2 separate regions of the Homo sapiens genome follow, and region 2 is linked to region 1. Evidence: chromatin loops called from intact Hi-C (ENCODE). Cell type or tissue: K562. All regions are shown on one strand. Each heading gives the region's core, and the rest is flanking DNA. Links, peaks and the distances in the headings are about the cores only.

The links. Peaks named below come from ENCODE experiments on the same cell type or tissue, not always from the same donor. Only the 100,000 strongest peaks of a DNase experiment are listed, where the experiment ranks them.
Region 2: a loop joins it to region 1, with 4 times the contacts of the local background. A loop is called at or near these places in 4 of 110 quality-filtered maps.

Annotation. Positions count from the first base shown.
Region 1 is chr12:54,214,387-54,226,625 of GRCh38, forward strand. No RefSeq gene overlaps it. Among named protein-coding and RNA genes, the nearest start is that of MIR3198-2, 11 kb to the right of the region's middle. RefSeq lists silencers at 1,614-1,799, 3,601-3,650. In K562, for the core only: CTCF peaks have their summits at 2,827 (motif pointing left) and 5,856 (motif pointing right); DNase peaks (open chromatin) are centred at 2,785 and 5,865; H3K4me3 peaks cover 260 bases.
Region 2 is chr12:54,433,834-54,446,072 of GRCh38, forward strand. All of the region lies in intron 3 of GPR84-AS1 (GPR84, ZNF385A, ITGA5 and GTSF1 antisense RNA 1), which reads left to right. Among named protein-coding and RNA genes, the nearest start is that of ITGA5, 21 kb to the left of the region's middle. In K562, for the core only: a CTCF peak has its summit at 5,991 (motif pointing left); a DNase peak (open chromatin) is centred at 5,978.

The sequences.
Region 1 (12,239 bases), core at 2,521-10,520:
CCAATTTGTGTTTTAGAAAGATAATTTTGGTAAGTGGAGAGGAGAGACAGTAGGCAGGGGGTCCAATGAGAAGGCTGGAACATGCCCAAGCTAAGACATCCTGAAGGACTGACAGGCTGGGACCAGGCAGTGGCCAGGCAGCTGGGAGCAGGCAGGTTGAATTTTAAACCTCCATAATCTGGATATAAAGATACCCTAAGCGTGACGCTGCTGGGGATTCTTCTCATCACCCTCCCCGGTCGAGCGTGAGTGTGGAGCTGGGCAGGCAACCTGGTACTTGGATTCACCTTTTGAAGGATGGAGAGGAGCTCCCTTCTCCACAAGGAGTTGAAGGGTGGAGGAGTTAGAGCCAGGCCTGGCTGGGAGTTCTGGCGTCCAGGATGCAGGAGGCTTCAGCAGAAGAGGCGTGGCCAACAGCCCCTGAATTAGCAGAACCCCGCCCATTTTGTGGGCACTGAAGACAGGCAGCGCGATAGTGTCCTTGTTGGCCAGCAGAGGGCGCAATAGGAGGCGGGCCGCACCCGAAGATGGCTATAGCGCTGTGCCCGAGCCAGCCTGGGCGCCCTCTGCCGGGCAGCCCCGACTCGGGGCTCCCACAGCGGGGTCTTCGGTCCCGTGTTTCTGCGCCAGGGTCCAGGCCCACTGGCCTGTACCCAGAATCCTCCAGGGAACTGGGATCCCGCCCTGGAGAATCGGATCCTGGGTCTAGGATAGCCAGTTCTGGGGACCACCCCTCGCATTCTTGGGTTCCCTCTCTGGCATCTGACAGCTAGCTCTCCCTAGCTGGCCCCCCCGCCTACCATCTCCAGCTTTTGCTTGATTGCCTCCAAAGACGCGGACCTAGCCCCTCCAAGAGATTCAACCTGTGTGAATGTGGGTGTACCCACCCCTGTGCACACGGGTGTCTGCATGGCTTGGACTCCCACAGCCTGCATTTGCATAAAACAAAATGCTTTCCCTTTGGTTATTTCAGGCACATAGTCCTTTAAATAGCGTAAGAAGGCCAGGCACGGTGGCTCACGCCTGTAATCCCACCATTTTGGGAGCCCGGTGCGGGTAGATTACCTGAGGTCAGGAGTTTGAGACCAGCCTGGCCAACATGGTGAAACCCCTGTCTCTACTAAAAATAAAAAAATTGGCTGCGCGTGGTGGCACGCACCTGTAATCCCAGTTACTTGGGAGGCTGAGGCAGGAGGATCGCTTGAACCTGGGAGGCAGAGGTTGCAGTGAGCCGAGACCGTGCCATTGCACTCCAGCCTGGACGACAAGAGCAAAACTCTGTCTCAAAAAAAAAAAAAAAAAAAAAAAGCCTAAGAAGTGAGCAAGACAGAAGTACCCATTTCACGGATCAGGACATGGGGCTTCAAACCGAGGTCACACAGCTAGGACAGTGCATGATTTAAAGCCAGGCCTCCACCCAAAACTTTATTTGGTGTCCCTACTATGTGCTAATCAAGGTGTGGTTCCTGCTCACCCAGGTCACCCAGAGAAACAAAGTAGAAGAGCCATAGGATTTCTGACCAGGCTGGCGAGAACAGGGCAAGCTTCCCAGAGGAGCCTTTTCTAGGGTTGCAGGGAGGACATTTCAGGAGCGGCCCTGAATGCGCCAAAGCTAGGGGATGGGACTGGCGAGTTGCCACGGGAGCCCACGTGAGGGTCTTCGAGGAGGTCTGCGCCACCCGGGTGCAACCCGAGGCTACGGTTCATCCAAACACACCTCGCCCCATCCGGCTGGGGAAGGACTTCCTGCAAGCCCTGAGTGGGGGTGTGTGGCGGGACCACCCAGGTGTCCATCCAGGTGGGCAGTGAGCGTGAGAGCACCTGGTCAGGAACCTCCCACCTCTCGGGCCCTGCAGCCGCTTCCGTGGGGGAAGGGCAGCCGACTTCACCTAAGCTTCCACCTACTGCATCTAACCCTTAACTGTATCTCCCGCCCCCACCACCCCTGACGGGTTCCCATTATAAGAGGGTTTCAGATAACTCACCTCCCACCCCGGGAACGACGTCATCACCCCTTCACCCTCTGCCACCACGTCTGACTCCAACGGGGAAGTCCTTCCTGGTGTCTGACCACCCTTCCTCCTGCTGCAGCTTCAGCTAAACCTAACAACTTCTGACCTCACAGGAGAAAGGGGCTGCCTTAACTTTCCTTCTCTGAGCTAAACAATCCAAATCTCCAGCCCCTTTTCCACGCTCACATCCCATTTTCCCGTTCTAACAAAGCTTTCCTTTAGGGGCCTGGATCTTCCGTTTTTCCCGCCTTCCGACGTCAGATCAATCCATGACAGCTTTCTGATTGGCTAACCCCTCCCTTCTAATTGCCCCTGTCACTTCAGAACCTCCCCTGCTGTATCAATATGTAAGTCCCACAGATGGCCTCAGTTTCCCTGGTAGGGAGTTGAGCCGCCTCTTGGCACCCTCTTGCTTTGGGAGGAGGGGTGTCCTGCTCAACTCACCCGAGTCATCTCTTCCCTGCCCAAGCTTCTGAACAGGACACTGCCACATTGTCATTCATCTGAAAAGCATTTATTGAGCGCCTACTATATGTCTGGCCCGAATTCTTGTCTCAGCTCACAGCCCTCCGGTTGCTCCATAGGCTTAGGGGAAGGAGCAGGAGATCTTGAAATGCCAATCTCCAGTCTGGAGCGTGGGGTAAGAGAACTGAAGTCGTCTGCGACTGAGTGAAGCCACCGAGGAGGGGCGGGGAGGTGGGACGCCTGCAGGTCTCGGCGCTCGGAAACCGCGGAGAGGAAGCATCGCTAGGCGCCCCACCCTCACAGCGCTCAAACCTGACGCCGGATTTCCCATTCTTAGCGCAAGGAAGACCCCTTGTGGCCATTGTGGGAAGAGTCAGCAAGGGAAAAAAAAAAAAGCGGGAAAAAAAACAAGCCAGAGCCGGGAGATGACAGCCTCAGCCCAGACTCCCTTCCAGTTCTTGCCTAGCGTGGGGACTTATTCTTTGGTCGTTGGGTGGGGGAGAGGGGGCGGGAGTTGATGCCCAGGCCCCACTCCCACACCCTCAGAACCCAACATTTGGGACTTTGGGAATAATCTTCTCACTAAACCACCCGGAAAAATAAAACAGAAACAATAGCAAATGTGACTATGGTTAGACTTCTGTAGGGACTTCTCAAGAAGCGGATGGGAGGCAGAAGGACGGGTCACAATAAAGGGATGAAAGAAATCAGGTCTTCCGGACGACCCCCTCCCTGGCTATGGGGAGGGGTAATTCTGGGAGACCCGGGCGGGTGTGGGATCATCTACCCACCCTGCGGCTCCTTCCCGCTCGCAGTGAAGGAAGGACGCTCAGACCAACAGGGGCTCAGGTATTCTGGGTGTCAGGACCCTTCCTCCTGCACGCATCTTACGCAGGGTGGGGCTGAGGGCGTGAGGGCACAAGTCATTGAGGACATGGAGGGAACCCACGCTCGTCCCGATAGATTGTCACGGTCCTGAGGCGGGACGGTCAGGACAGGGAAGATGTATTTCTTCCCCCTGCATCCCCTCCCGCACCGCGTCTGAACTCCTCTGGGAGCGCAAGAACAGTAACAATGCTGCGCCCCTTCCCCCACCCTTTGACTCCGCTCGCAACCTAGCCCGGGCCGGGCAGCGCGAATTTGCATACATTTGCATACCCAGCTGCGCACAGCTGCATTCGGCTTTGGGCCATAAATTCGTGGCTGGCGGCTCTGGGCGAGCAGGCCCCACGCGGGGCAGGCGTTCTCCCTGCGCGCCTCCGCCGCGGCTGTTCACGTCCCGGGTACTGGCGCGTTCTCACGCCTCCCTGAGTAACCGCTGGATCAGTCCTGCCCGGACCCGGCTCCCCTGGCTCGAGCCACCTTCTGGGCATGTCTGTCTCGCACTGGCGCAGGCCAAGCCTGCAATCTCAGATTCTGGTTCCTCCATTTCTCTTGGACTCGACTTGGTCAATGTCTCCTGAATGCGCTCATCTTTACCTGACGCCTTGGACCAGGGGCTTCTGGTGGGATTTTCCTGCTAGGACTGGTGCATAGCCTCTTAGGTGGTAGTCCTGCCTCTGGGGTTACCTTGCTAAAAAATTGGTCTAATGGAGGTCAACAGCTAAAAACTCTGGACTCCCAGGCTTGCAGAATAAAGCTTATATTGTTCACCCTTGCCAAAGAAAGCCCCTGACGTTCTGTCAGCATCCCCCTTCTCTAGCCTTATCTTCTGCATCATGGCCAGACTCAGGCACACAACAGCCAGCGCTTCGGTTACACAAAACTGCTCTGAGGGTCCCTAAGCTCCTCATGAGCTCTCTCACTCTGCCTGGACTTACCTGCACCTTGCTTCCACCTGGACTGCTCTTCTGCCCTCTTGTCTGTTTGACAGACACATTCTTTGAAAATCATTGCACAGACGTTCTTTCCTTTGGAAAGACCTCTGAGATTCCTCTCACCCCTGGCAATTGATAATGACATCTATTAGCACTTACTGCAAAAACATTTGGTCAGTTGCACTTACCAAATTGTGAGCTCTCACTTAAGACAGAGAATATGTCTGTTCTTTGCTGTATCCCACTTCTGGGCACAAAGTCTGAAGACCAGGAGATACTCAAATACTGAATAAATGAGTGAGGCCTTGACTATTTCAGGCACACATAGATACCCAGGGCTCTGGTGGTCCCAAGCAGCCTTTACATGACATCCCATGGAAGAGCCCCTCCTCTTGGTACTTTTTGGGTCCTTACGCATCTTGGCCCAAGATTGTGAGGGGTGAGAAACCAGGGGGATTATGAGTGGAGAGCTGATGCCGTGAAAAAGCACTGGACTCCGAGCCAAGAAGCTGAGGTTCAAACTCTGGCACCGCATGATCTTGGAGAAGTAACTGCCTCCTTCGAAGGCTGTTTCCTCACCTTAAAATGGGAATAATAGTGACTACTTAATAGGGACTTTGTAATGATGGAGCGAGAATAGTACATAAAATGCTTACTACATGTCTTAAGAGTCCAGACAGGTGACATGAGGTTCCATCTCACTCCCTTGCCCCCGAGAAGGAGAGCACCTCCACTAACAATCCAGGCCAAGAGGCTTAAGGAATTTTACCAGTATGCATTCTGCAAGAAAGTATGAGACAGCGGCCGGGTGCGGTGGCTCACGCCTGTAATCCCAGCACTTTGAGAGGCCGAGGCGGCGGATCATGTGGTCAGGAGATCGAGACCATCCTGGCTAACATGGTGAAACCCCGTCTCTACTAAAAATACAAAAAAAAAAAAAAAAAAAAAATTAGCCGGGCATGGTGGTGGGCGCCTGTAGTCCCAGCTACTCGGGAGGCTGAGGCAGGAGAATGGCGTGAACCCGGGAGGCGGAGCTTGCAGTGAGCCAAGATCGTGCCACTGCACTCCAGCCTGGGTGACAGAGCGAGACAAAGAAACGAAACGAAACGAAAAGAAAAGAAAAGAAAAGAGAAGACCGGGCGCGGTGGCTCAAGCCTGGAATCCTAGCACTTTGGGAGGCCGAGGCGGGCGGATCACAAGGTCAGGAGATCGAGACCATCCTGGCCAACATGGTGAAACCCCGTCTTTACTAAAAATACAAATATTAGCCGGGCGCGGTGGCAGGCGCCTGTAGTCTCAGCTACTCGGGAGGCTGAGGCAGGAGAATGGCATGAACCTGGGAGGCGGAGCTTGCAGTGAGCCGAGATCACGCCACTGCACTCCAGCCTGGGTGACAGAGCGAGACTCCGTCTCAAAAAAAAAAAAAAAAAAAAAAAAAAAGAGAGAGAGAGAGAAAGAAAAAGTATGAGACAGCAAGAATTCATCTTGTAGGATGGGGTTCATACCGGTTCTTCTGCTGAGCATAGTTCTCAGTGCTATTCCCACAGTGGCTACCAGGGGGCAGCACAAACCCCCAAATCACCTCAGGCTGCCTAAAGGGGCTAGAAGAAAGGACCCTTCTGGACTTCCCTCTGAGTATTGAGCCCTAGTCTGAACATGCCTCCCCTGTCTCCACCGTCTTCTCCCAGACAGCTCTTGGTGTGCAAACCACGCCTCCCCCAGTGCTTCCTGTCTTCTCTGGTTTTGTGTTCCCTTGGTCAATTTATAACAAATGTCCAGCAGGGCTCGTTGGCTCACGCCTGTAATCCCAGCACTTTGGGAGACCGAGGCGGATGGATCGCTTGAGGTCAGGAGTTTGAGACCAGTCTGGCCAACATGGTGAAACCCCGTCTCTACTAGAAATACAAAAATTAACCCGGCGTGGTTGCCCACGTCTGTAATCCCAGCTATTCAGGAAGCTGAGGCAGGAGACTCTGTTGAACCCGGGAGGTGGAGGTTGCAGTGAGCCAAGACAGCGCCACTCCATCTCAAAAGGAAAGGGAAAAAAATGTCCAGGCCTCCTAACTGTCCAGACTGCCCTTAATTATGGTCAATTATGCCCTAAGTGTGCATCCCAGGATTGGGAGGGGCACAGTCAAAGCTTCTGAGAACAGAACACAGTCGGGGGTGCTCAGGAAGACAGACCTGAGTTCCAGGCCTAGGGACAAATGTGACATTTTGGGCTACTCAGAGCCTTCTCCTGGGCTCAATTTCTCTCAGAATTGTTAGATATACATGCATTCATTGCATGGAAAGCTCCACTTTTCTCTCTGTTTGATCCATTATTGTTCCCTCTCACTCCACCCAGGCTTCATCCTATCCCTGTACAGGCCAGAGCCTCCCTCATACTAGCCCTATTTCTGGTCTTCTTAACTCCTCGAACTAATGACAAAGATCTATCACCCTTAACCCTAACCTCCCCCTTGGCTACATGTACCAAGTCCTACCGCACCAAGAGATACAGTCGGGACCCAGCGTCACATCACTCATGGGTGTGCCCAACACTGAGGGAACTGATATTAATATAAGGTTCCCACTCCCACCATGCCTCTTTTCTGAGTGAAACAACAGAAAACTCAATGACCTTATAGGAGGCTGGTGTGTGTGTGACATCCAAGATGCTGGGCACTTTTGGAATCCCCAGCCTTCTCACTTCCCATCCTACAAACAGGAGGGCTTGGTGAATTTACCTGCTGAGACTCTTATCTCACCTTTCGTTCACGCTGTGGTGCCCAGGAGATGCCTGGACACACTCAGGTGGCTCTCCCTCACATAGCGCCTTTTCTCTCACTGCCTACCATACCTCACATCATTCCTGCCTTTTTACTGCCTTTTATTTTCCTCTCCTTTTATGCACCCACCCTTTCTACTTACATTTCCTCTCCCCTTTTCCCTCTGGGGCTTGGTTTCTTCCCATCCTTCTCACTCTCTAAAATCCTGTCCTCTTTCCATCCCAAATGCTTTCCTCTATAACTACCACCACCAGCAACAGCTCTCCATCACCCGTCTCTGTGCTTCCCCTCCCAGGCCTGAGGCACCACAAGGGCGTAAGTGATTTATGAGCCACCTTTTAAACTCAGAAACCAAAAACTTCTGGTGCTTCAAGGGGGCATACTGTGCAATCTTACTGCTGTGATCAGACTCAGTGATAAGGATATCTAGACCAAGACAGTCTCATGGAGAAAGCAAGAAGGCAGAAGGGAAGACTATGGAGCTGGGGCGGGGACTGGCCAGAAAGTCTGGGCAGTGAAGTCTTACTAACCATTATTAGTGTTTTTGGTGAGTTTCACACTGTGGGTGACGATGGAGACAAGTCCAAGTAGGAGGTGAGAGGGCTGGGGATTCCACCGTGCCTCTCTAAATGTCACATCATGTCTTTTTTGGTGGGGTAGGGGACAGACATTTAGGCTGGAGTGCAGTGGTATGATCTGGGCTCACTGCAGCCTCAACCTCTTCAGCTCAAGTGACCCTCTCACCTCAGCCTCCCAAGTAGCTAGGACTATAGGTGCGCTCCACAACGACCAGCAAATTTTTTAATTTTTTGTAAAGATGTCTTGCTAGTTGCCCAGGCTGGTCTCAAACTCCTGGCCTCAGCAATCTTCCCCAGCCTCGCAAAGTGCTGATACTATAGGGATGAGCCACCATACCTGGCCTCATGTCATTCTTTAAATAATTTTCACTTTCTTGTTCACTGTTCATCCTTCAGAAAGTCTATAATGACCATGTCCCAGCACAAACTATGTTTTAGACTATGAGCTCTGGAAGGCAGGGATGACATGTAACTCCATTAAAAGCTCTTTGCATACTATCCTCTGGGAACAGATGTTTAATGAAGGTTTTTTTTTGTTGCTGTAAATGATGAGATGATGTGGTCAATGGAGTTAATAATAGTGACCATGAAGGAAGTGTGATCATGATCAAGTTAATGATGATAACAGTAAGGGCACTGATCAGTGGTGACAATGACAGCATTGGTGAAAAATGAAGCAAGTGGGAACCATGACTTGACCACTGATTCATCCCACAATTATTTAATAAGCATCTGCTATATGCTACACACTCAGCCAGGAATTGAAGATCCACAGATGAAGTAGAAATGGACTCTGTCCACAGGAATTCGCAGTTTATTTTATAATACAGATGAGGCATAAGAGGTTGTGAAAGCACCAAAGAGAGAATGAGTAATTTTACTTGGAGGAACCCATGAAGGCATCAGGGAGGAAGAGACCAAAATATGCAGAGTGGATTGTGGGAGCAGAGGCATTGAAATCCAAGAGACCAGCTTGTTGGGGCTTGGAGCATAGTTCTGTGAAATTCTGGGAGGGATAAGGAGAATAGAAGTGGAGGAAAATGCAGTAAAGGCAGGTCTGGGGCAGACTTTGAAGGGTCTGCATTTGAGGAGTTTCCAGGATTCTCAGGAGGAGGTAGCAAAGGGCAAGTGGATACAGAGAGAACAGTGATACAGTCAAGGCCCAGAGATATCGGTGTGGGGGGTCATAAGTCCATAAGTAATGGTTGAAATAATGAAAGTATAGAAGCTATTTTAGAAGATGGGAACAAACTGGGGTAAGAACAACAGCTGAGGCCGGGCATGGTGGCTCACACCTGTAATCCCAGCACTTTGGGAGGCCGAGGCGGGGGGGATCACGAGATCATGAGATCGAGACCATCCTGGCTAACACGGTGAAACCCTGTCTCTACTAAAAATACAAAAAATTAGCCAGGCGTGGTGGCGGGTGCCTGTAGTCTCAGCTACTCAGGAGGCTGAGGCAGGAGAATGGCTTGAACCCGGGAGGCGGAGCTTGCAGTGAGCCAAGATCGCGCCACTGCACTCCAGCCTGGGCGACAGAGCGAGACTCCATCTCAAAAAAAAAAAAAAAACAACTGAGAATGGAACACTGGAACCACTACTGTTTCAAAGGTATGAGACTAACACGAAGTGGCCAGGGGGCCCTCCAGACCACGGATACTGGTAGAATCCATACACAGTACATTGATACTTCTTTTTTTTTTTTTTAAGAGACAAGATCTTACTCTGTTGCCCAAGCTGGAGTGCACTGGTATAAACAACGCTTACTGCAGCCCCAACCTCCCCGGTTCAAGCGATCCTCCCACCTCAGCTCTCTGAGTAGCTGGGACTATAGGCATGCACCACTACAATCAGCTAATTTTTGTGTTATTTGTAGAGATGGGGGTACGTACCACCTTGATGCCCAAGGTGGTCTCGAACTCCTGGGCTCAAATGATCCTCATGCCTCGGCCTCCCAAAGTGTTGGGATTATTATAGGCGTGAGCCACCACCCCCAGCCCAGAACTGTTTTTTATGTTAAGTGAAAAAAAGTGCAAAATAGGGACGGGCACAGTGGCTCATGTCTGTAATCCCAACACTGGTCCAGGCAGGAGGATCTCTTGAGCACAGGAGTTCCAGGCCAGCCTGGGCAACATAGGGAGGCCCCATCTCTTTTTTTTTTTTTTTTTTTTTTTTTTTGAGACGGAGTCTCGCTCTGTCCCCCAGGCTGGAGTGCAGTGGCGCGATCTTGGCTCACTGCAAGCTCTGCCTTCCAGGTTCATGCCATTCTCCTGCCTCAGCCTCCCAAGTAGCTGGGACTATAGGCGCCCACCACCACGCCCAACTAGTTTTTTATATTTTTAGTAGAGTGGGGTTTCACCGTGTTAGCCAGGATGGTCTCGATCTCCTGACCTTGTGATCTGCCCGCCTTGGCCTCCCAAAGTGCTGGGATTACAGGCGTCCCAGCCAGGGAGGCCCCATCTCTTAGGAAAAAAAAAAAAAAAAAGCAGGGCATGGTGGCACGCATCTGTAGTCCCAGCTACTTGGGAGGGAGGCTTAGCCCAGGATGTGGAAAGATCGCTTGAGTCTGGGAGGTCGAGGCGGCAGTGAGCTGTGATCATGCCACTGCACTCCAGCCTGAGAGACAGAGTGAGACCCTATCTCAGAAAATAATAATACAAAATGGTACACACACTATGTAAAAACGGGATTTTGTTTCATATGGACAAAAATCTGGTCAAGCACACAAATGTAAAAATATGTCATATTAACATCATAGGATTATAGTTTTCCCAATGTCTACTTTTGTCAATTTTTTGCTATGATTACAATAAAAAGATAAAATACTTTGTGAAAAATGAAATAATTATCCCATATTTGAGCTGAGTCCCCTTAGGAAACTGATACCCAGAGAGGGGAATTAATTTAGCCAATATTACTCAACCTTGTGAATAACAAAGCCAGACTTAAATTCTTACCTAAGGATTTTGCCCAGTGCCTGGGCTGTTCCGAGGTGGTATATTGGTTAATTCGGGAGTGATGCCAGTTGTGAGCTTATTGTTTCCTAGCTTCTCTCAATCCATACATAACTGCGACTCTCTTTGTGCCCTCAGAATTCCAACCTGCTTGTTGCTCTTCCAATAGCATGGGGTCTGTACAGCTATTCTGGTACAGGTCTAAGAGTAGCTTTTCATTTACCTCCATTAATGATTTCTTCCTTTTGGCCCAGAGAAGTCCACAAAGCACCTTCCAAAGCCCCTTCCAAGTGCCTTTCAATCACATTCATAAATGATTTGGGGATTATCTACCGCCTTGAATTATTTAGGCCATTGCTTCCCCTCCATTAAAGTGACTCAACTTGGACTCAGTGAAATTTAATATATTCAAATGAAGACAAAAATGTATTCAGAGAGTTATATTCAAATGAATATAGCCTTCCAACTTATATACACACAGACCTGCCATTTCCTTGTGGAGTAAAGGGGGCTGTCTGTCCCATCTCTTCTTTGAAGATAGCAACAGTTATTCAATTGAGATCTCTAATGAGGATTGGGGAATCCTTACCTGCGGCTACCTGCACTGCCATCCCCTCAACTTCCCTCTTTTATACACACCCCCTTCTCATTCCCTTCCTGGGACCACCTAAAACAGGCTTGGGAATTAAGAAAGCATTGGGATTCCAGGCCCTCCAACTCCCCATACTAGGGTAAAAATTGAAGTCATTCAGGATGCAGAAATAATCCAAGTATTTCTCAGATTTTCAGGAAGGTGATACAGTCCAGAGCAAAGATTATTCTAACTCAGAACACATGAGAGTGGATGCTAAGTTGATTCATTGCCCAGAGCTCTGCAGAAGTGAAGTTCCAGCCATCTGTTTGAGTGAAGAAGATACTGCCTGGAGGCAGAGGATACACAGCCTTAGAGGGCCTCAATTGCCCCTTTCGTGAGCTTCTACATTCCTAGCATCTGTGTTGTGGTGCATACATGTCCCTGCACAACATCTATTTTTCCAACTCCTTCATCTCCACTTTTTTTTTTTTTTTTTTTTTTTTTGGAGACAGGATCTTGCTTTTGTCGCCCAGGCCAAGGGCAGTGGCGCCATCATAGATAAGTGTAACCTCAAACTCCTGGACTCAAGCGATCCTTCTGCCTCAGCTTCCCAAAGTGCTGGGATTACAGGCTTGAGCCCCCATCCCTGGCTGTCCTTCTTCATTTTATTCCACAGTCTCCTAGTTTTTCACAGGGACAACCTTGTGCCTCTCTCTTTTCTACCCCCTCTATCCAAGCTTATAAGTTGGGTCTCCAACCACCCCTCTTCTCTGTTTTGAGTGTAAGAAGTATGGGGAGAAGCAAAGGGTGAGGATGAGAGATCCAATCTCTGAGCCCAGGAACTGTTCCTCACCTCCCTCTACAGGCAGGCTGGGCCTGTCTTTTGCGGGGTTGGGCAGAGGCTGGTGGGGTTGGTGGGGAGAGGAATCAGGGAAATGGTTTCTACCTGCCCCATGATCCTTTAGGCTGATGAATGAGACAAAAGGAGATCCCCAAAGAAAGTTTTCATTCCCATGCTAAATAAGGCAGCAAAAATTTCGGACAGAAATAAGGACCCAACTGGTTTAG
Region 2 (12,239 bases), core at 1,477-9,476, 220 kb after region 1:
CATCAAGGCCCATCCAAGCCCTGCATAAGCTTCCCCATCTCATTCTTTATTTTATTTTATTTTATTTATTCATTTTTTTTTTGAGACAGAGTCTCGCTCTGCTGCCCAGGCCCGAGTGCAGTGGCGCCATCTCGGCTCACTGCAAGCTCCGCTTCCCGGGTTCACGCCATTCTCCTGCCTCAGCCTCCCGAGTAGCTGGGATTACAGGCGCCCACCACCACGCCCGGCTAATTTTTTTGTATTTTTAATAGAGACGGGGTTTCACCGTGTTAGCCAGGCTGGTCTCGATCTCCTGACCTCATGATCCGCCTGCCTCGGCCTCCCAAAGTACTGGGATCACAGGTGTGAGCTACTGCGCCTGGCCTCTTTATTTTATTTTAAAATATTTATTTATTCATTTATTTATTTATTTGAGATGAAGTCTTGCTCTGTTACCCAGGCTGGAGTGCAGTGGCGTGATCTCGGCTCACTGCAACCTCTGCCTCCTAGGTTAAAGTGAATCTCTTGCCTCAGCCCCCTGAATAGCTGGGATTACAGGTGCCAACCACCATGCCTGGCTAATTTTTATATTTTTAGTAGAGACGGGGTTTTACCATGTTGGCCAGGCTGGTCTTGAACTCCTGACCTCAAGTGATCTGCCTGCCTCGGCTGCCGAAAGTGCTGGGATTACAGGTGTGAGCCACTGAGCCTGGACTTCCCCAGCTCATTCTAAATCTCAGCAATGTGCCACTATTCTGAAGTCCTAGGCTTATAGTCTGGAGTACATGGTCTAGCACTTAATTATCCAGTGTATTAATAAAGTCCTTGTATAATTTAGAAATTGAATACATTTGAATGCACCTATGATAGAAGCAACTCTAAATATTTTATGAAAGCATGTTCCATAGAATTTTTTTTTTTTTTTTTTAGACTGAGTCTCGCTCTGTTGTCCAGGCTGGAGTGCAATGACACGATCTTGGCTCACTGCAATGTCCGCCACCTGGGTTCAATGATTCTCCTGCCTCAGCCTCTTGAGTAGCTGGGATTATAGGCACGCGCCACCACCCCCAGCTAATTTTTGTATTTTTAGTAGAGACGGGGTTTCACCATGTTGGTCAGGCTGGTCTCGAACTCCTGACCTTGTGATCTGCCTGGCTCAGCCTCGCAAAGTGCTGGGATTACAGGCGTGAGCCACTGCGCCTGGCCAGAATTTTTAATGATAATGTTTGCTTTTTGTTAATGTGCTTTTATTTTATACAGGGAAGTCATCTGAAAAGACTTGAGTTTGAAAGTTGCCTCCCTTACTTAACAGATATGTAACCTTGGCAAGTTACTTAACCTCCTTGGGTCTCAATATCTTCACCTGTAAAATGGCAGTAATATCTTTCTCATAGATTTGTTGGGATAATTAAACTAATATACTATATGTATGGTTACAGTACTTGGTTATAAATATTAAAGCCTCATTCTGTCTGTTGATAAATCTGAAATCTATTTAAACTCTGATGTGCTCTCTGTAATGTTGTTTTTTGTTTTGTTTTTTTGAGATGGAGTCTCACTCTGTCGCCCAGGCTGGAGTGCAGTGGCGTGATCTTGGCTCACTGCAACCTCTGCCTCCTGGGTTTCAAGTGTTTCTCGTGCCTTAGCCTCCCGGGTAGCTGGGATTGAATGGAATGTATTTTATAGATCAAGTCTCAGCACAAACACTGATTCCTCCAAGAAGCATTCATTAATTCCCCACCCAGTACTCCTGATTTCACTAGTCACAGCATCTACCCCACTATATTGTATTTTCCTGTTTGTCTCTCCTTTTAGACTAAGTTCTGTGAGGTAAGGATCTTGTTTACTTCTGTTTTTCCACTGCCAAGTACGTTGCCTGGCTAAACAAATATTTGAATAAACTGAACCTGTTTTTAAAGCAATGGTAAACATAACACAGCAACATTACAAAACTAATTTCTGAATTGTGTGACATTGTTTTTTACAACGTAGTCTTCTAGCAAGATAGCGTTTCTTACTATCATGTTTTTAATTTGCATCTAATTATTGAATTGGATCCAGAGATGTGGTCCAATTACTTGTTAACTTTTGTCACCTGACCTGTCCCCACAAATTATATTTTATAAGTGTGGCAGAGACCACTCATTCTCATCATCCTGTCTCTTCTTCCTTTTAATAATATGACTCTGCTACCCTGCTATCCACACACTAAATCTTAGCAGGGTGCATGGCTGCCAGCTAGATACTACACTGTCCAGTCTGTCTTGCAATTACAGGTGGTCCCATAACTACGTTCTGGTCAATGGAATGTGAGTGAAGCAATGTGTGTAACTTCTGGGTCATGTCTTTAAAGAGGAAAAGTAGTTGCTCTCTCACTCTTTCATCCTTCTGCTTGCTATGACATGGTGACACATTAAGCAGCCACCATGGACCCAGAGATGCAAGCCTTTTCTACCAAAGACCATCTGCTCCATATATCTCTGTACTATTACTTTATTTGAAGTAAGAGGGTCACTATATTTGTGGGTTTCTTTGTTATAGCAGCATGGCTAACATCCTTTGAATGAAAATTAAGATAACCATATAATTCATTAAATCCCTTAGCCTACTCTGAAGAATGTTTTCAAGGAGTGCAAAAAAAAAAACCAAGTTTCAATGAAAATAGCGTTTACTGAAGTCACTTATTCAATGGCATTTTGTGAAAAACTATGAAATTTATTCTATCATGAGCATATTCAAAGTTCTTGTAGGTTTATAAACATACTAGCTCTTCTATTTAGCGTTACTTTTTATCATAACTTTGAAATCCCAGATAGATTATGTGGTAGCCTCCAAGATGGCCTCATTGACCCTCCTCTCTTGGTATTCATGCCCTTTGTGTTTTCTCTTCCTACACTGAATGATGGCTGGCCCATGTAACCAACACAATACTGTAGAAGTGACATGTGTAACTTCTAACATGAAATCATAAGAGACATTGCAGTTTCCACCATGGTCTCTCTCTTGGATCTCTTGCCAGCCACCAAGCAGCCCTATGGAGAGGCCAATGTGGAGAGAAACTGAGGCCTTCCACCAAAAGCCAGCACCAACTTGCTATCCATGTGAGTGAACCAGCTTGCAGTACAGAGTGGTCAACCCCAGTCAAGCTTTCAGATAACTACAAGCCTAGTTGACATCTTGACTACAACTTCAAGAGAGACATCAAGGCAGAACTGCTTCGCTAAACTGCTCTTGAATTCTTGACCCACAGAAACTGAGAGAGAGAATAAATATTTATTGTTGTTTCAAGTAACTACATCCTGGGGGTAACTTCTTATGTATAGATAATATATACCATAAATTTCTTGAAAGTAAGATTCATGTCTTACTTATTTTACCTCAAGTTATTATATCAACTACTCTCCCACCCCTAACCTAGGTGATTAGAGCATACTACAACATCTGATACATAAGAAGTGAAATGATATTCTCTTTGAAATTCAGCATAAGGCAACTCAATGAGAGAAAACAAGATATTAATTAGTCTGACTAGCTTTTCTTCCCTGAGGGCATTTAAGATTTCTCAGGGTGGAGGTGAGGACAAGTGGTAGAACTCAGTTCTCAGATGACTATTGTTACTTGTCATACTGGAATCTCCCCAAATTCTCTGTTCTCAATAGTTGAATATTTTCTTCAGCCTGGTTGTATATGAAAGCTCTGGTAAATGGAATGTTTCCAATATCCTATGGAAACTCACCTGGGCAAAGGAAGTGAATCAATGTCTGGAGGGAAAGTAAAGGCATTCCTCTCTTCACAGGATAAATTCAGGCACAGGTCCTTTACCAGGGACCAGGTGAACACTCAACAGGCAGGAAGAATTAACAGAGTCAGCCCATTGCAAATATAAAGGGGCAGGAAGAGACTCTAGTGAGAAAGGGCAGCTGCTGGTGGTGGCGGTGGTGGGGTTGGGTGGGCAGTGGAGCAGAGATCAGAGACATATCGGCCTTAGACCCAAAATTTATCTCTATATATTTAAAGATGGGATCTTACTCTGTTACTCAGGCTGAAGTGCAGTGGCCTGATCATAGCTCACTGCAACCTCAAACTCCTGGGCTCATACCATCCTCTCACTTAGGCCTCCTGAGTAGGTGGGACTACAGGCATGTGACACCATACCTGGCTAATTTTACTTTTTTTTTTTCTTTTTTTGAGATGGAGTTTCACTCTTGTCTTCCAGGCTGGAGTGCAATGACACGATCTTGGCTCACTGTAACCTCCACCTTTTGGGTTTAAGCCATTCTCCTGCCTCAGCCTCCAGAGTAGCTGAGATTACAGGCACCTGCCACCACGCCTGGCTAACTTGTGGATTTTTTTTTTTTTAAGTAGAGACGGGGTTTCACCATGTTGGTTGGGCTGGTCTTGAACTCCTGACCTCAGGTGATCCACCCACCTCAGCCTCCCAAAGTGCTGGGATTACAGGTGTGAGCTACCGCGCCCGGCCTAATTTTACTTTTTGTAGAGACAGGGCTCTTGCTATGTTGGCCAGGCTGGTCTTAAACTCCCAGCCTCAAGCAATCCTCCTGTCTTGGCCTTCCAAAGTGCTGGGATTACAGTTGTGAACCACTGCGCCTGGCTTTGATACATATTAATATAATGAATATTACCCAGATGAGCATCACTTTCTTTTTAAAATAGTAGTTTTAGATTCTTTTGGTTACAAGGCTGACTGGAGCCTCCAGCCTTCTCACTCTACAAAAGATTAGGAGATCTGGATCTCTGATATTCAAATCCCTGTAGTGGGTCCCCAGTGGTGGGAAACAGATAGTGGGAAAGGGACATTGGGAGCTCAGAACTTTCATTTTCCCACTCCTTTAGTACTCGGTTCCCTTAGCTCAGACATAGCTTATGTCTGGGGTCACATGGGGTTCTGTGGGTGCTAGACTGGTCAACTTCAACAAGGCAAAGTCATTACTTCTCAGAACTGAACAGCAGATGTTGGAGGAGGACAATATTCTAGATATCATCTAGCCCAATGTCCTCATTTTAAGCAAGGCCCAGAGAAAGGGAATGACTTGCCCAAGGTCATACAGCTGATGTGGGATAGAATTCAGGTGTCTTTATTCCAAGTCAGCTCTTTCCATCATGCCACATTTGCTTTCATTCAGTAGGATAAAATAACATACCATTTTATCCTACTGACTCCCAACTTCCAGTTCTGGGTTGGGAAGGGTCAATTTCCAGACTTTTCTTTTCCAAGGATAGGACGAAGAGACTTTGCTACTATTTTCAGGCAAAATAGAGCATTGCCCCCTTTCCCTGCCTCTCTTTCCTCTGTTGTTTTCAATGAGGAACTGAGTCTATTTCTCTACAGGCAGGAGGTCTCTCAAGTTCTGAGCTCCATTCAGTTTGTGGCAGGGAAGCTGATAGGTGCAATGCTGTGGGATGCCCTTCACCTTGGCAGGCTGATTGTACCCAACTGGTGGTCATGGCCTAGTGCCCATTGGCAGGCAGGGTGTCCACTCATGCATTAACTTGATGCCAGATGGCTGGCTGAATACCTATAGTGCATCTTGTCTGGTCTGCTGTTCCCGGTTTGTGTCACTTTTAGATTTGTGTATGTGTGAGAATTTTAGGAGGGTGGTCCCTCCATGGATTTAAGATACTGGCATTTCCAGATTGGCAGAAGGGAGGACACCTTACTGCCAACCTAGAATCTGTGCTGAATAGCACAGGACCTGGACTTCAGGAAAGTTCTTCAAATGTCTCTGTGATCTCTCTCTTCCCAACTTTCCCCCACTGTAGAGTTCTTGATGTCACTCCTCCCTACGTGGTATGTACCTCCGTCTCAGCCAAAGTGTCTAAGAATGGGAAGGCAGAGAAGTGAGGTATGTGTGGGTTAGGATGAGTGGACTGGGAAGCAGAAAAGGCACGCTGCTTACTCTTTCCCACAGACTTCAGAAGACTCTGGAAGCTATCTAGTGCCCTAAAATTTCCACTGCAGTCCCAGACAACCTTAGACTATATCTCCACCTACTGGACACCAAGGAGGTTGACAACACTGTCTCAGTTTTTTTCTTTAGAACTAGCATAGAGTCTAAAAAAACCTCATCAATACTCTACATTTATCCCAAGGTTAAATCATTCCCTCTCAGAATTTGTTGAAGCTATGGGGGCAGATTGACTGCCTTTTCAGGGAGACTGGGTACTAGGGAGACTTGGGTACAATTTCCCCCATACACTGCTTTCTCAAAAAAATCTGTTGGCCAGGTGCAGTGGCTCACAAGTGTAATCCCAGCACTTTAGGAGGCTGAGGTGGGTGGGTCTCCTGAGATCAGGAGTTCGAGACCAGCCTGGCCAACGTGGTGAAACCCGCTTCTCTACTAAAAATACAAAAACTAGCCAGGCGTGATAGCGCGTGCCTGTAATCCCAGCTACTCTGTTGGCTGAGGCAGGAGAAGTGCTCGAACCCGGGAGGCGGAGGTTGCAGTGAGCCGAGATTATGCCATTGCACTCCAGCCTGGGCGACAGAGCAAGACGCTGTCTCAAAAAAACAAAACAAAACAAAACAAAACAAAACAAAACAAAACAAAACAAAACAAAACACATCTCAGGGGTTAGATCAAGAGCCTCACTTCCTTGCTTCAGTTGCTCTGGATATAGGTTGGTTAAACTCTATTCACCTCCTATGCTCATAGACAGAAAACAGCAGGTAGGTGGGGTTAGATCAGAGGGTCCTTGTTAGCCTTAGGGCAAGGGGAAAGCAATCTTAAAGAATTGCCTTTTCCTCGTCTCTCTGTCTGCCACCTGACTCAGATATGGGAGACACTGGGGGTGTCCTCTACTGTTCTTTTCACATCCACCAGCAGTTCTCTTCCTATGCTCATTAGCAAAGACAATTCCATTAGAACCCATTAACAATCATTTTGTCCATGCTGAAACCATGGGCTAGCTATTCACCAAAGTCCCTGGGCTATATCTTCAGAAGTGAAGGTTGTATATAAGTAGTGACAGCTCTCAAATGAATCCTTTATTGGTGAAATGGGGACGATGTCAATACATATCCTCAAAATTGATCAGGGTGCACAATAATATCAATTTATGGAGGTTACAGCACTAGGAAAACAATTTACATCAGATCCAGAAATTTACTCTCCTTCTCCAGCTGAACATCTAACATGGTTAAGTAAGAAGCAGTCATTTCTTTTTTATTTTTTGGATGTCTGGTTTTCACTTAAAACATGCCCTTTAAATATCTTTCAAATTTTTGTTTTAAAGGGAAGGAGTCAAGAAGAAATTAAGACAATGTTGGGGATCATCTTATGCTACATACAGTTCATGTCATTTCTGTATTACGTATCTTCAGTTTATTCATTATAGTTAAGATATATTGAGTGTTTACCGTTAAAACTCTTAAAAACTGAGGCTGGGCGCGGTGGCTCACGCCTGTAATCCCAGCACTTTGGGAGGCTGAGGCGGGTGGATCATGAGGTCAGGAGATCAAGACCATCCTGGCTAACACGGTGAAATCCCATCTCTACTAAAAAAGTACAAAAAATTAGCCGGGCGTGGTGGCGGGCGCCTGTAGTCCCAGCTATTCGGGAGGCTGAGGCAGGAGAATGGCGTGAACCTGGGAGGCGGAGCTTGCAGTGAGCCGTGATTGTGCCCCTGCACTCCAGCCTGGGCAACAGTACAAGACTCCGTCTCAAAAAAATAAAAGCAAAAAAACAAAACTCTTAAAAACTTTAATGCATTTTTCCCACTTATACCTTTAAATGATCTTATGAGATAAATACTATACTTTTATTATCTTCATGTTCTTAATCACTACTATGCTTTTATTTTTATTTTGATACAGAGTCTTGCTTTGATGCCCAGGCTAGAGTGCAGTGGCATGATTTCAGCTCACTGCAATTTCTGCTTCCTGTGCTTAAGCGATTCTCCTGCTTCATCCTCCTGAGTAGATGGGATTACAGGCATCCGCCACCACGCCCGGCTAATTTTTGTATTTTTAGTAGAGACAGGGTTTCACCATGTTGGCTAGGCTGGTCTTGAACTCCTGACCTCAAGTGATCCACCCGCCTTGGCCTTCCAAAGTGCTGGGATTACAGGAATGAGCCACTTCGCCCAGCCCCTATACTCTTTACTTTGTGATTTGTGTGTAGATTTTTAAAGAACTTGGGTCCTTAAAAATTCAAATAGTATAATTATCTTCCTTCCTAATTTTAGTATTTTAGTATATTCCTAAAAGCCTTCATTCAATAATATGTGGTTTCAGAAACTATTGTGCATACGAATTAATATAAGGGGTACTGCTAAAAATAGATGCCTGTGTGCTGCTTCCAAATATTCTGATTCAGGAAACCTGGATCAAAGCCTAGGAATCTGCATTTTTAAAGCAAGCCCCTAAAATAATTGTGATGTAGGTGACAGTTGAACTATGCTTTGGGAAACACTGCCTTTGATTATGAATGGTATTATGGTAGGGCTGTAACTAAAACAAATCTTCGTGTGTCCATCTCATTTAATTGGCTCCACATAGCAACAGATACAACACTGGGGTTTCTATCGTTCTTGGCTAAGAACTAAACCCTGCTCATTCACTTATTTATTTATATATTCTGCAGCAAGGAGAGGTAGCCCTGGGGCCTGTCTGTTAAAAGCCCTTAGAAAAGAGGCTATTACATTAAAAAAAATTTTTTTTCCTTTCTCCTAACCTGAAACATCTCTGTGCAAAGGTTTGGTTAAGGCTGTACAATTTGACATGTTAGCCCTGGTGATTCTGCAGTTCTTCAAAGGAGAGGGCTGAGAAGCAGCTGTTATTTTTTTCTACCTTTTGACATGCACAATGCATGGGGCAGGGTAAGGGAGGAGAGTCAAGGGACTAAGCTGGAGTTAGTAAACAAGCTTTGAAGCACAATAAAAAAGCATATTGGCAGGGGAGAAATCAAGGGCTATGTAATACCACAGCATCCTCTGAAGACAGCAGCAGTCGCTCCTGGATCGTCTCTATTTTTGGGGAAATAACAACAACAAAACAGTACTGGCAAACTGTCCCTCCGCTAACATCTGAAGGTTTGTCTGAAAATGTTCTGAAAAGCAGTTCACACCGGAGAAGCAAGAGAATGAAGGGCAAGTCTTGAAGGAAAAAAAGAAATTAGGGCAAAAACTCAGCAAGTACCTCAAATAGCCCAGAGGAAGTTGCAGGGACTTAGCGGAAAGCTCCATTTAATCTCTGGCCCAGCTAACATAGCCTAGAGGACACTTTCAATGTACTTTTTTTTTTTTTTTGGTAACAAGCCTAGCTTTTGAGGTTGTGATGAGCCCTTCCAGCTCCTAGAATCAGTGATGGTTCTTTGAAGAATTTTTTCCCTGCTTAACTTCTGGGGACAGATTAACTAAAACCCCCAATTGGGAAATTAGGGAACTCCAAAGCTGCTCTGTGTGTTTAAAAAAACTACATTTGACTCAATATGGTCAGGGCAAAAACCCTTCCTTTTCTAGGTTACTTTCTCCTCCCACTGCTTCTCTCACCTCATCTGGATGGCCTCAGAGAATATTTTAAGGTTGACAGGAAAATTTTACAGAATGATCAAAAGTAAAGCAAGCCCTAGAAATGGTTGCATAATTTTCCTTTTCATTATAAAAATACTTTTTTTCAATTGAATAACTAAAAAACATGAAATTTTATTGTTGGACTGAACCTTACAGGTCATCTAGTTCAATTTGTTCATTTTATAGAAGACAGGATTAAGGCACAGAATGTTTAACTGACATTTCCAAGGTCACAGGGCTCATCTTAGACTCAATATGTTTGTCTGACTGCTAGTTCAATGTTACCTCTCAACTGCTTTCATAATCACTTTTTTTGAGACAGGGTTTCATTCTGTTGGCCAGGCTGGAGTGCAATAGTGCAATTATAGCTCACTGCAGCCTGAAACTCCTGGGCTCAAGGGATCCTCTCGCCTCAGTCTGTAGCTGGAACTATAGGCAAATGCCACCATGCCTGGCTAATTTTTAAATTTTTTTTTTTCTCGTGGAGACGGTCTCGCTATGTTGCTGAGGCTGGTCTTGAACTCCTGGCCTCAAGTGATTCTCCCACGCTGGCCACCTAAAGGGTTGTGATTACAGGCTTGAGCCACTGTGCCTGGGTATAACCACTTTTGTCAAGTAGGTTTGCCTGTCCATTTAGTACTCAACTACTATAGTAACAGTTTTTTTTTTTGTGGGGGTGGTTTGGGGGGTGGTTTGGCATATGGTACATATTTCTCTGAGCTTTGAAAATAACTAATTTCCTTCCAAAAAAAAAAAGAGAGACTTACCTCAATCTTTTTTTCTTCTTTTTTTTTTCTTTTATTATTATTATACTTTAAGTTTTAGGGTACATGTGCACAATGTGCAGGTTAGTTGCATATGTATACATGTGCCATGCTGGTGTGCTGCACCCATTAACTCATCATTTACTTCAATCTTATTATGAAAGTAAACATTCAAAAACCCCAACACACCCTAGAGCAAACTCTCAATGCTCCAGGTACTGATTATCCAGTTTCCTTTATTCTCTCTTCTGTGGACCATGTACTTGGATGTTTACATTAGTCAGTAGCTCTATAAAAAGTCTGATATTACATATGTTGTTGGACTGTGTGGCAGTTTCCTGATCTCTAGATTGTAGCTATGGTGCTATCTTCTTAAACTTAGTATTCCAGTGGTCATCAGAGGCTGTAGCTCCTTTGGTGAGTTAGTTCAGTAGTGTTCTGAGAGTCATTCCTAGAGGTCTCACATATAGCCTGCTCCTTCAGCTATTCAAATGATTTTGTAAGTACCTAATTTTCTATATTAAATTCCCTTTCTGCTTAAAATATCAAGAGTGGTTTCTGTTTCCTTCTAAACCCTGAAAGATACAAGCATTAAGAAGCTAATTACAACACAACTCAGTAAGTATTATTAAAAAAAGAGTGAACGGGCCAGGCGCGGTGGCTCATGCCTGTAATCCCAGCACTTACATGCCTGTAATCCCAGCACTCATGCCTGTAATCCCAGCGGAGGCCAAGGCAGGCGGACACAAGGTCAGGAGATCGAGACCATCCTGGCTAACATAGTGAAACCCCGTCTCTACTAAAAGTACAAAAAATTAGCCGGGTTTGGTGGCAGGTGCCTGTAGTCCCAGCTACTCGGGAGGCTGAGGCAGGAGAATGGCGTGAACTCGGGAGGTGGAGCTTGCAGTGAGCCGAGATCACACCACTGCACTCCAGCCTGGGCCACAGAGCGAGACTCCGTCTCAAAAAAAAAGAAAAAAAAAGTATGAATGGGGAAAAGTAGGAGCATAGAACAGGGAACTTGGAAAAATTACTCCAGAGGTAACATTTAAGTTGGAATTGAAGGTGGAATAGGAATATGCTAAGCAGAAAGGCATTGGGAAGGGGAGGGAACAAGTGCATTTCAGGAAACAAGATGTGCTGAGGTATGGTTATTAAAGACCACCATATATTAGAAAGACGGTGAGTTCGCCATGGCTAGACTATGAATAGGATGGGGAGAGATGAGGCTGTAGCAATCATAAAATACAGTGGGGTTAAGAGTGCTGCCTTTAGGGGTAGCAGACATGACTCCAGTTCTGGTTTCTCCATATAGTAACTAAACAACTCTGGTCAAATCTTGTAAGTTTGAGGACTTTCAGCTTCCTTATTTATCAAGGAAGGACTTGTATCTTTACTTGTAGGCACAGTATCCACTTTATTATGTGGAATTAAATGTGACATGCATATGAAGTACATTGTATAGTACTTGGTGCATACCAAGTGCTCATAAGCCTTTGCTATTACTCTTTTATTTATTTATTTATTTTAGCCAGGGCCTCACTCTGTTACCCATGCTGGAGTGCAATGGTGTGAACACAGGTCACTGTAGCTTCTAACTCCTGGGGTCAAGCCATCCTCCCGCCTCAGCCTTCCAAGTAGCTGAGACTACAGGTATTTGCCACTATGCTTGGCTAAATTTTTTTATTTTTAGTAGAGACAAGGTCTCTTTATGTTGCACAGGTTGGTTGTGAACTCCTGGGCTCAAGTGATCCTCCTGCCTCAGCCTCCCAAAGTGTTGGGATTACCAACATGAGCCACCATGCCCGGCCTGCTATTTACTATTACTGGGTAAATTAAGAACAATTAAATATCATGAAAGTTGTGCTATGGCAGGTGGAAGATAAACTGAATGAGGAAAACCTAGTGGCTAAAAGACTAGCTGCTGCAATAGTTCGGGCAAAGGTAATGATCTGAAATAGAGTA